3 separate regions of the Homo sapiens genome follow, and all the other regions are linked to region 2. The links are chromatin contacts, found by Hi-C or POLR2A ChIA-PET in ENCODE. All regions are on one chromosome and are shown on one strand. Each heading gives the region's core, a stretch centred on a gene start or an enhancer-like site at or near the end of the contact. The rest is flanking DNA. Distances are from core to core; before and after follow the strand shown. Region 1 has its middle 64 kb from the start of C5orf67. Region 2 overlaps PDE4D (phosphodiesterase 4D). Region 3 overlaps C5orf67 (chromosome 5 putative open reading frame 67).

Evidence for each region. Hi-C counts contacts between places; a loop is a spot of excess contacts on that map. ChIA-PET counts read pairs that join two places held with the same protein, here RNA polymerase II (POLR2A). Pooled maps may share reads with other maps.
Region 1: a map with no recorded cell type shows a loop between it and region 2 (17-fold over the local background). The contact joins two enhancer-like sites. A Hi-C loop is called at or near these places in 3 of 37 single-sample maps with no recorded cell type and 3 of 50 pooled maps.
Region 3: a loop to region 2 is called in a map with no recorded cell type, with 13 times the contacts of the local background. The contact joins two enhancer-like sites. A Hi-C loop is called at or near these places in 1 of 37 single-sample maps with no recorded cell type and 1 of 50 pooled maps. POLR2A ChIA-PET finds 5 or more read pairs at or near these places in 1 of 52 experiments (A673).

What each region holds. Positions count from the first base shown.
Region 1 is chr5:56,668,694-56,672,224 of GRCh38, reverse strand. No RefSeq gene overlaps it. Among named protein-coding and RNA genes, the nearest start is that of C5orf67, 64 kb to the right of the region's middle. RefSeq lists an enhancer at 1,730-1,779 and a silencer at 1,729-2,023. Within about 2 kb of position 2,069, at least 15 of the 41 ENCODE cell types and tissues checked have a DNase peak (open chromatin) inside an H3K27ac peak, as active enhancers do.
Region 2 is chr5:59,561,480-59,565,207 of GRCh38, reverse strand. The region is part of intron 1 of PDE4D (phosphodiesterase 4D); the gene reads left to right. LOC107986347 (a long non-coding RNA gene) reads left to right here. Exons shown (of 2, transcript XR_001742409.2): 1 at 1-3,728. Among named protein-coding and RNA genes, the nearest start is that of MIR582, 140 kb to the left of the region's middle. RefSeq lists an enhancer at 1,660-2,310. Within about 2 kb of position 2,092, at least 11 of the 41 ENCODE cell types and tissues checked have a DNase peak (open chromatin) inside an H3K27ac peak, as active enhancers do.
Region 3 is chr5:56,586,829-56,590,810 of GRCh38, reverse strand. All of the region lies in intron 1 of C5orf67 (chromosome 5 putative open reading frame 67), which reads left to right. Among named protein-coding and RNA genes, the nearest start is that of C5orf67, 17 kb to the left of the region's middle. RefSeq lists enhancers at 1,542-1,801, 1,932-2,011. Within about 2 kb of position 1,755, at least 18 of the 41 ENCODE cell types and tissues checked have a DNase peak (open chromatin) inside an H3K27ac peak, as active enhancers do.

The DNA.
Region 1 (3,531 bases), core at 820-3,319, 2.9 Mb after region 2:
ATTTTCTGGTGGTGAGATCAGGTCTCAGATTTATATTCTCAGACATAACTTTCATTAAATTGGAAATTTGAGATCCAGTTTCTTTTTCTGCAAAATGAAAAGTTTGACTAAAATGAACTCTAAGGTTTTTATTATTATTTTTTAACAGGTCTAATATTCTTTGTTTTCATTGTGTTTTTGGATTTTTTTTCTCTGCCCAATTGGCTCTGGTAAAATTTAACCTCTTCATTATGATTATTGGTTGCTTCTTTTGTTCGTTTCTTTGAAGTTGTGGTCACACACACACACACACACACACAAAATGTGAAGATATGTCACATACATTTGTAGATGCAGTGTGTGCTATCTTGCTGTTGGTGACCACTAACTTTGCCTTGAGACAGGGTGTGGAGCAGAGATACATCCTTGAGGTTTGTTTTATTCTCTAAACTTGACAGTGAGAGGACAGGAAATGGTCCATTGAGAAACTGGTGACCAAAAAATGCTGAAATTCTTCTTTAACCTCAGTTCCAGTCAATTCACATTGGAAACCGCAGTGCTTTTAAATTGCGCATTCCTAATTCTCTGATTTCTCACCCCTGTGGCTTGTTTTAGGGTCTCTAGGTGTATATTCAGTCAGCTGAACCACTCGAAGGGCCTGGTCACACCTGTGTCTTACCTTTGTGCCTCCATTTCTACAAGTACAAAGACATGGAGGAAACAGAAATTTTGCTACCTCCTTTCAGTGTTAAGTTTGAGATATCCTGATAAAAACCTTCAAAAAAGGGACTGAATGTTATTATTATTTTTTAAAGTAAAGACAAGAGGTTTATGTCCTACAGTTCTGGAGTCTGGGAAGTCCAAGGTTGAGGGTCCTGCATCTCTGAATGTGAATTTTTAACAAATGTGTTGGGGCTGGAGGGTTGGGGTGAGTTGGAATGGGGACAGAGCTCTTGAAAGATGCTTATTAAATCTGCAGTCCTTTCTAACAGACTTTTACAGGTAGGAACGCTTTCTTTGAGAAAGATGCACAGAGCTTGTCCTCTTCCCTTGAAAGCCATGGGCAATGAATGATAAAGTAGTTAGTCATCACAGAGCACTGGTGACTTAACTGCTCAAATCAATAAATATTCCCATTTCCATTGACTCATTTAATGGGAAAAGAAGGTCACATGTCAAGAAAGAGGGAGGGGATGGAAGAAAGGAGAGAATGAGTGAGACAGGAATTTTGAAATGTATTAGAACGTGTTTTTTTCTAACATTTTAGTATGAAGATTCCCAAATTACAGGAAAGTTGAAGGAATTAAACAGGGTATACCCATTTACTCACAACTTGGATCCTGCAATTAATATTTTGCTATAATTGCTTTATTACCTCTATTGATCCTCTCAAGAGTAGCAGTCTGTGAGTTTTGATGAAGGCTTACTTGTGTGACCCAGTCCTAACCGGATATAAAATATAACCTTCATCTCAGAAAATTCTTTCTTGCCCCTTCCCAGGTAATCCCTGCTCCTACCTCACAGCCAGAGGCAACCACTATTCTAATTTTTAAAACTGTAGATTAGTTTTGCCTATTTTTGAATTCCATGTTAATAATACCATACAGTATGAGCTCTTTTGTATGTGAAGCTTCTTTCATTTACCATAATATTTTTGAGATACAGTCAGGTTGCTGTGTGTAGCCATTTATTTTTTAAACCACAATAATCTCTATTCATTTTTAGAGAGTCTCAGGTTAAGAGTTTCTTCTAAAAGCAACAGGAAAAATAAGCTGTTGTTTTTTTTTTTTTTTTAAGATAGGGGAGAGAGAGTTGAAAGGAACCTGAGTGAAAGGTACTTTGGCCTCTTAATTTTCATGATAAAGAAGTTGAGGCCCCGTCATTGCTCTGGGGCACGCAGACTGAGCTGAAACTGGAACCCAGGTCTCCTGATTCACGGCTTGAAAGGGTTAGGAAGGCAGCTGAGTAGGGTGGTTGTTTGAGCTGAAGCCATGTGAGAATAGAGAGTTTCGACAGAGCTTTGCTTTAGAGGATGTGAAACTACAGTAACCTCATGTGACAAAAAATCCTCCGAGGCCTTGGTATGGAGCCAGAGGAGGAAGTTTGACATGGCCTCTGGTTACCAGCTCCACCTCTGAACCCACTGGCCCAGGATGACTTATGGTGAGCTCTCTGATTTGCAATAAAACTAGACATGGGACAGAGAAAGCTTTTCTGCACCATGCACAAGGCAGGACAATGCTAAAGGAGGGGGGGGAAAAAAAAACAAGAAAGACACCTTCAGCCACATGGCCTTCCCATAGCAGGGGACCCAGAGCTGAAAATAAAACACCCAGGGAGGAAGGGATGCTGTGGTTACAGACAGAGCCTTTGTCTCCCAAGTGCATGTTCCAATTCAGCCCAGGATGACAATGACCTGGAGGTTCCTGCCTGCCAGCTGTTGGCTGGCCTTTGTGAAAGTCCCCGAGCTCCAGGCCAATGCTTAGCGGGCAGGTATCCATATCGTGAAGCCAATTGGCACTGCTGGTACCTTTGTTGATGATGTGAGCACAGCCACTGGGAACCAAGGCTGCTGGTGCACTCTTGCTACCAGCTGGCAGGTGCAAACCCATGGGCAGGTGCCCTGGGGAGAGACGGTTCATGCTGCCATGGTAACCGATAAAAAAAAGGAGGTTTCTTCAAGGTCAGTTTGCCCTTTTTTCTGCTAGAGGATATTGTGAGGAAGAAATGAATTTGTGGCAGCCCTGACTTGTGTGTAAATGTGTCCTTCATCTGTTTTGAATTGACACTTCTAATTGGATCTAATATTAGTGTCACCCACTGGGCAAATCTGGGTATTGGTGGGTCTCCTGGGCTATGTCATTGTGGACAAAGATCAAGTCACCAGAGAAGTCCCAGAAGAGACGTTCCAGTGTAAACCAAGCAGGATTGAACAAAGAATTCCAAAAGTGATTTTGAAAAGGCTGACAGTCAGGTTGGACAGGTTCTTCGGGCTATTCCAGGATGTGAAATTAATGCGGACTGTCTGAGGCGTGTCACCCTAGATGTCCTTTAGCCAAACTGTCCTAGGTGCAAGGAAGAAGGGACCCTTGTCAGCTTGCTTGGTGCCTCACGAGTTTGTCACAATGCATTCATTGTAAAGAAGCAAGCTTTCCTTATCATCATTGTCCTTCTCTCTGTAAACCTTCTGCTCATGCCTTTACCTTGGGCAAATACATTTTCTGGCTTTGATTTAAAAGTTCAGCTTCTTGATATTAATATTTCTGCGCTTCATTCTGATAAAAGTTGTTCTGACTCAGGTCATTGGCTTGGGTGTCAGTAATTTTCCCATTTAGCCTCTCTTGTGTGTTTTTCATATTCTGAGATTTCTGTTGGCAGAAATAACAGCATTGTATTAATTAATTAATTAGTAGCATTGTGTTATTGCAGGGGCTTCATGAACCCCTGGGAGAATTTTACTCTGTTCTGCTTACTGGGATGCTACCAAAATTATTTAGTACCCTGACAATCAGAAATATCATTTTTTTGGATAAACTCTAAGCAACTTGCCTG
Region 2 (3,728 bases), core at 843-3,342:
CCAGTCTCACCACCTGTCCCATTCTCCTTCTCTTTCCTTCTGCAGAGACCTAAGAGCCAAGCGGAGCCCATCTCCTTCCTACACATTCTTCCAGCCTCTTTAGGACCTGATTTCACAACCTCATGTGCCACACCCCAGCTGCACCCTCCTGGTGGAAAGTGTTTTGCAGCTTCTTAAAGATATCATTCTGCTTCATTCATCAACCTTTGTCCATGGTGTTCCTTCTGACTAGAATGTGTCCCCCAACCCCTTTGCCTGGTGAGACCCTCCTCTTCCTTTGAGACCCATCAGAAGGCTTGTCTCTTCTTGGAAGCTTCTCACCCCACTCCAGTGCTGCATCCCTAGTTTCTGTGCATCCCCTGCAACCTGTGCATCACTTTTTCAAACATCGCTCCTCAAGTAGCATTGTGCATGCTGTTTTCTTGCCTTTCTCACTCACACAAATGGGAGTTTCCTGGGGGCCCTTTGTCATCACCACCTGCCTGACTGGATACACTAACACTCAGCCTACCTGCCACCTACTTGGAACCTTACAGGTGTTTCTTTGATTAATTAATTAATTCATGTTTTCTCCTCTTCTGGTCAGTTCTTCCACTTTACCTGTGCTTGTTTGGATATGCAGAGCTCTAGCTGGCGAGAGTGTCCTTCTGGCTAGATTGTCTCACCAAAAAGAGAATGGGTTTTCCCCATCCGGGTGTCTCTTAATTTTTTCTTCCACTCGTGTTTGGACAAAATTATTTATTGACTGGAAGGACCACATGGCAACTCTTCATGGCTTTGAGGCCCCTTAATGAGTGTCCAAGGGAGATTCTCTCTCACTTCCAAGTTCATGGCAGACATTTACCTACCCAGTCAGCTTGAACTGAGCTCATAGAAGTTTTATTTCTGGCTTTTGCGGATCATTTTTTATGCTGTTCCTCTCACCTGAAGCTCCCTTTCTATCTCTCCCTAGTTGGATAATAGTACACATATTAAATGTGTACCTTGTACCAAGTATGCTGAGACCTGCTTATAACTAATTTTGCTTGATCTTCATGAATAGTGTTTTGAAATAGCATTTTTCTATCCCTGCAGATAGGAAAACTAGAAAACAAAGAATAAGTAACTTCCCCAAGCTCACATGACTTGTAAGTGGCAGAGCTGGGATTTGAACCCAAGCCCCTCTGAAGCTAAAGCCTGTAGAGTACATGCTCCCTTCCTCCACATCACACTGCCCCTGCTTGTTCACACTCAATGTGAGAATCCACTTCTCAAGTTTGTCTTGCTTATTCCAACCTGTTTTGCAATGAATCTCTTTCAACAGCTCTATAGTTCCTGGCACTCACTTGGCATCCATCATTTTCTATGTTGTCATGTTTGGTATCTTTTCATGTATGTAATGTGCATCTCTTCTTAGGAGTAAGACCAGAACTTTTCTGCTCTGCAGTTTTCTCCCTGTGAGGGATGGTGAAACTTGGTGGCTAAGAGCATGGTTTATACAGACAGACTTCTTAGGTTTATATTCTGGCTCTCCTCTGTACTTGCTGTATCAGCTAGGGCTGATGTCTTCACTTTTTTATGATTCCATTTCTACCTCTGTACAATAAGGCAAATATGAATACTTACCTCAGAGTGTTGTTGTGAAGATGGAATGAATTAATGGCCATAAAGCACTTACAGCTGTGTCTGGTACATAGTGACCACTCACTAATGGTCACTTATAATTCCTTCACAACCTGTAAGGGTCCTTTCCACCCAGGTGATGTCCCTATGTCTCAACTGAATGACTGGTTAGGGATATCTTTCCATGGGCTACTGTGGCTGCAGATAATTGCATTCTTATTTGAGAGTTATGTTAACTAGTGTGGGCTTTTATTTGCTTCTCTCTTTCTATCAATGAGTCCTGCTGCTTCAACCCTGGGTTAACTGAAATTTGAAACCTTTTTCTACTCAAATTCCTTTGATGCTGAAATTCCTCTGCGGTCACAGCTAAGCACTTTGTGTGGTAACCTTCTCTTCTGTCCTCAGGCCTGCTGAGATCATCTGCTCAGCAGCATGTCTGACACCTGTTGCCACCTCACCCAGCCACTTCCTTGGTGACCTGGCAATGCCCAGAGGGGCCCTGCCAGCTTGGAGCCCTGTGGCAATGCTGTTTGATTCAGCAAACTGATAGCCTTCTGACATCCTTTCTTCATTTTAGCAGCCAAATCACATGCACCTTAATATTTATCAATAGCTAAGCAACACCGGAAGGAAGTGAGACAGAGCCTCTGGGCTAGTCACTATCTCTGATTTTACAGAATGGTTAAGCCAGGTGTAAAATATCTCACAATAACATGCCCTGTTGTCCTGAGGATTCAATTCCACCGAGATATAATTACCATATGAGGAAGTGAGAAATAGGGTTTCTTTCTAATACACAGAAAATAGAAAATAAGATGCTTTTCTTGGCCACTGTTATCAGTTTCCTGTTAAGGTTCTGCTTTGTTTAAAACAGTCCTGTTTTGCTTAAAAACAAACTCTAAGGAATTTTTCTAAAACATGACTCAACCTAACTAGGTATATATACTGTACTTTAAAGTGAACATATTTGAAATAATTGTGAGTGACAAAGAGACGGAAAAACATAGATTTTGAAACTAGCATTATTCTAATGATTTTTATCCCAGTGGTTTATTTGGAAATGAATTTCCATTCACAACATCTTCATTTGTCTTCTAATTTTCATGCAATTTGAAAGGGTTAGTTTCCTTACCCACAGGATCATCCTGGTCAAATCTCAAAAGATTGGCTAGGGCATTCTGATTTTACAGGCAAATTTATATTTTGCCGTTTCAGGAAATAATTCCTTCATGGTTATCTTTTATAAAGAGCTTATTTGTATAATATATACACATAGTATATATCAAATAAAAGATCTGGTGTTATAAACATAAGAATAAGCAATTTCCCTTTTGTGATAGGAATATGAAATTCCTTCTGGTAGAGGACGTTTAAGAGCATGTCCAAAGAATGGCTAATCAATGAATTCTCTCATTTTGTAAGGAGACACTTAGATGCATTTCTGAAAAAAACAAAACAAAACAAAACAAAACAAAAAACACTTTGGGCTTTCTCTGTATTCTTCAAGCATTTCTAAACATTTATTGACATATGCAGTAGAGAAAAACTGGTATCAGGAGGAAGGCAGTAAGTAGCCAGCAGTCACAAGGTACAAAGAATAAAATGCATGCAAACATGTACAGTATTCACTTTCAGGAGTTAATCTACATTTTATTTAATTTTTTTTTTTTTTTTTGACAGCGTTTCACTCTTGTTGCCCAGGCTGGAGTGCAGTGGTGCGATCTCAGCTCACTGCAACATCTGCCTCCCGGGTTCAAGCAATTCTCCGGCCTCAGCCTCCCAAATAGCTGGGATTACAGGCATATGCCACCATGCCTGGCTAATTTTTTTGAATTTTTAGTAGAGACGGGTTTTTGCCATGTTGGTCAGGCTGGTCTCAAACTCCTGACCACAGGTGATCTGCCTGCCTCGGCTGCCCAAAGTGCTGGAATTACAGGCGTGAGCCACCATGCCTGGTCCCTTTTAAAATATTTTAACACTGAGACCATATTACTGATGTACTACTTCTTTCTAAAAGTAATTAGAATAAATGTACACCCTCTTCTTTAAACTTTGCATTTTTCAAATTTCCAAAAACAAAAACTAATTATAAGTAAATCCATAAGCAAAACGCTGTTAATTACCAC
Region 3 (3,982 bases), core at 506-3,005, 3.0 Mb after region 2:
GAGGCAGAGGTTGCAGTGAGCTGAGATCACACCACTGAGCTTCACACCACTGCGCTTCAGCCTGGGCAACAGAGCAAGACAGTGTCTCAAAAAAAAAAAAAAAAAAAGAAAGACAATTAACTTTTAGTAAAAGCCTTCTTTTTTCATGATCATTTGAATGCCTACCATATTTATTTATATTTAGAATATTGTTGTTATATTTTATTATTGAGGAGCTAAAACAAGCATTGAAAAGACAGGGCTTGGTACCTGTTATGGAGTGAATTGTATCTTCCCCCTCCAAATTCATGTATCCTAATCTCTGATACCGCAGAATGTGACTGCATTTGAAGAGAGTCTTTAAAGAGGTAATTATTGTTAAATGGGGTCACTGGAATTATCCCGCTAGGATTACCAACGTGACTGGTGTCTTCATAAGAAGAGAGTAGGACATAGACATGTACAGAGGGAAGAGCATGTGGAGACCCAGGGAGGAGGCGATGGCCACCTACAAGCCAAGGAGAGAGGCCTCAGAAGTAGCCCACTCCTTGATCTTGGCCTTCTAGCCTCCAGAATCGTGAGACAATAAACTCCTGTTGCTAGCCTCCCAGACTGTGATACTGTGTTATGGCAGCCCTGGCAAACTAATAGAGTACCTATGATTTTGTTTATTGTGTGGGATAATCAAGGAACTGAGCCCTTTATTAAAGACTTTAAATATGCCTCTACAGTATAATGTGAGATAGGAAATCTGGATTCAAATCCTGGTCCTGCTACTTGCTCACTGTGCAATCTCAGACAAGTCACTTAACCTCACTGAACTTTGATTTTCTCAGTTGTACACATGTGGAAAATGCTATATTTAACTTGTGGGGTTGTGGAAATAACTAAAAAAACAGCATAGAGGTGCCCTCTTCCCTCACCCTCCTGTGGTGGATACTCACAGAATGGAGGGAAGGACCCTGGTGTCCTGTTTCCCAGCTGAGCACATGGAATTCTCTGGTTGCAACTTGAACAGCAACCTGAGAGATGAAACGTGAGCTAGCCCAGCACCCCACAGTTTGAGGCAGGGCGATATGGGTGCTTGCTTCCGAGCGAGGGCATCTCTGGTCCTGGATGTCCATTTGTGAGTTTACAGGCAGGGCAATTTGCCCATTCCCCAGTCATTTTCACAGCAGCTGGTGTCATAAATTACCACAATCACAAGTCCTCTCAAAGCGGGGCATTCCTGACATGGAATGAAGACCTACAGCCCCAGAGCATCTGATGAGATTGGATTTGTCAATAAGGGCAGTAGCCAGGCCCACGGGTGTTTGAGTACAAACTCTGGGGTCAGCAGCTGGGGCCACACCTTGGGAAGCTGCCCACTTTACTTAGGTTGTTTGCAGTAAAGTAGCTTCCGCAGTGGTTCTGAGGAGGAGGCTCCCGGCGCTCTCCCTAGGCGACATTCTGCTCCATGCCTGGATCTGGGCGTCCCACCCTCTCCCTGGGGTGCTGACAGTCAGAAACCCAGGCGTGTCAGGAAGAGCTCAGAGTTGGGCAAGCTCTGAGAACCATTTCAGCTCAGTGAAAGAGGCCGGTTAAGTTTTTGGTTTCAGAGGAGATACTTTCAGGGGGGTGAGAGGAAAGGGAAGAGGCCAAGATGCAAGGTCTGGCTGCCATTGGTCAGGGTCAGCCTGGGCTGTGGTGTTAAGGGGGTTTCAGCAGCCACTGTTGTTTCTGTTGCTCTGGCAACCAGAGGAGAAATACACAACGCCCAGTGCAGGTGCACAAGTGTTGAGTGCAGGCCCATTTCCTCCAATCGGCCCCAGCCAGCCCAGAGGCAGCGACCTAGGGGCTCCTCCCAGGATGGCTAGCTGAAAGTTTTGGTGTGTGGAGGCTGAAATGTGGAAACTAAATTTGAAGGGCGTTGACTACAGGGGCTGTGGGCAGCACCTGGTGGCACCCTCCCTCTCACGCAGGAAAGCCGGGCCTGGGGCTTGGATGGGTCAACTGGATCTCCTGCCTGTCCCTAGTTGGTTTTCCTGCTTCCGGTGGCTGCAGCCCCAGCAGCTACATCCTGGATCCTATTGAGGAAGCTTGGTGCTAGGTCAGACCCGTGACTTGCAGCTCCACCCTGGAGCTCTGGTGCGAAGCTGTGGCTGCCTGGGAGGGTGTGAGGGTTCCCTTATTCTGGTGCCTCCCTTTGCTGAGCTTGCAGCGACCCCCGACCCCCAAGCCACTCTGCTAGGCTCTCCCTCTGTAAAGGTCTCTGATTAACAGCCCTGGGGACTGGTAGACACAGGTTCAGATCTCCGTCCCTGACTGATTGAACTTCTTTGAGATTCTGGTTTCCTTACCCATGAAGTGGAAGTAGTCAAACCCATCTCAAAGATTTGTGAGGAAGAAGTTTCTGTGAAAATACCTAAGGCAGCACCTGACACATAGTAGGTGCTAAATAAATGGGGTCTTTGCCTCTTGCGTAAGAGCCAGAATTCAAGAGGCCTTGATTTCTGATGCATTTGCACTCTCTAAGCTGACAGCTGGGCCTATTCCCTTGCCAGGAGTTTCAGGACCAAGGCCATCCCGCAAGCCCAGTCCATCAGCACTTCCTGAAGCTCTCTCTTCTCAGTATATCCAGAAACTCTCCACTCCCACCTCTCTCACTGCTACCTTATCCCAGCTCCATCACCTCTTACCTGGATTACTGCAGCTGCCTCCAAACTAGGCTCCCTGCTTCTGTCCCTGACTGCTCAAACTCTTCCTACTCAGCAGGCATCCTGCTATGCCAGTAGTCATCAGATGGTGCCTCTCCTCTGTTCAGAGCTTGCCAGAGTCTGCCTTTCTCATTCTGGGCCCCGCTTCTATTACCTCATTTCCCACCGCTTCCCTTTACTCTTTCTACTCCTGGCCTCTTTGCTGCTTCTTCAAAGTAAGAAGCATGCTCCCAAACAGGACATTTGCACGTGCTTTTTCCTCTCCCTGGGTGTCCACTCTGATGTCCTTATGGCTCATGCTCGCTTCCTTCAGCTTTCCACTCAGCCTTCCCCTTCTGAGCAAGGGCCTCCCTGACCACCCATCTAAAACATCACCCTCAATCCCCATCACTTCCTACCTCCCTGCTTGCTTTTTCTTCATATCCCCTATCATAACCTGAAATATACATTTATGTGTTTATTTTTGTCTTACTCTACCAAATGTAGGATTACCAACATTTCCTATCAAAGTGCAGGAAATGCGGTTTCTTCCTGTTGAGTCTTCACTGCCTAGCCAGTCTTCACCTGGCTCTTTCTTCCTGTTGAGTCTTCACTGCCTAGAACAGTGCTTGGCATACAGTAAACACTAAATGAATTTAAGTTGAATAAATGAATGAATGGATGGGATAGGGGAAAGAATATATATACATGTATCTACATATATTTAAATCTACATTAAGTGAAAGTGTTCATATATTTAGTTATACACATATATTTCTCTAGGGATATCTCCTTCGAAGAGAACATATGGAGATATATATATATATATAGATACACACACACACACACAAACACATATATCCTGAGTTGCTTCTGTCAGTACAGTACAGTCACTACTGTATTTGGGTGGCCTGTCCTAGCCCTTCTCTCAGATGATGATAACATTCTTGGGGCATTGGCTTGGGTGTAGGAGTTGGTTGGTGTGGGATCTGTGTAGACTCTTTGTGAGAGACCTGTGGAGAGCTGCATTTGTGTTTGTTGATGGTGGGTGACTGAGGTAGGCTTGTTGGGGGGAGGAATAAGGACATCGAGGCTATTGGAGGAGGCAGGAAGATGGAAGGGAAGTCATTGAAATAATCTTATGGCCATGGGTTTGAAATTAGTATCTGTCCATAGAGAGGTAAATCAGAGGCATCCAACGGGGAGGAGAATATCTCCAATCAGGAGGTGCTCACACAGTTTAGCGGCTTCCTGTCAGGTGCTCCCGGTGACACTCTGGGTCTTTTCTCCTCTCCCCCATAATTTTCTTTAAAACACAGTGTAAAGAT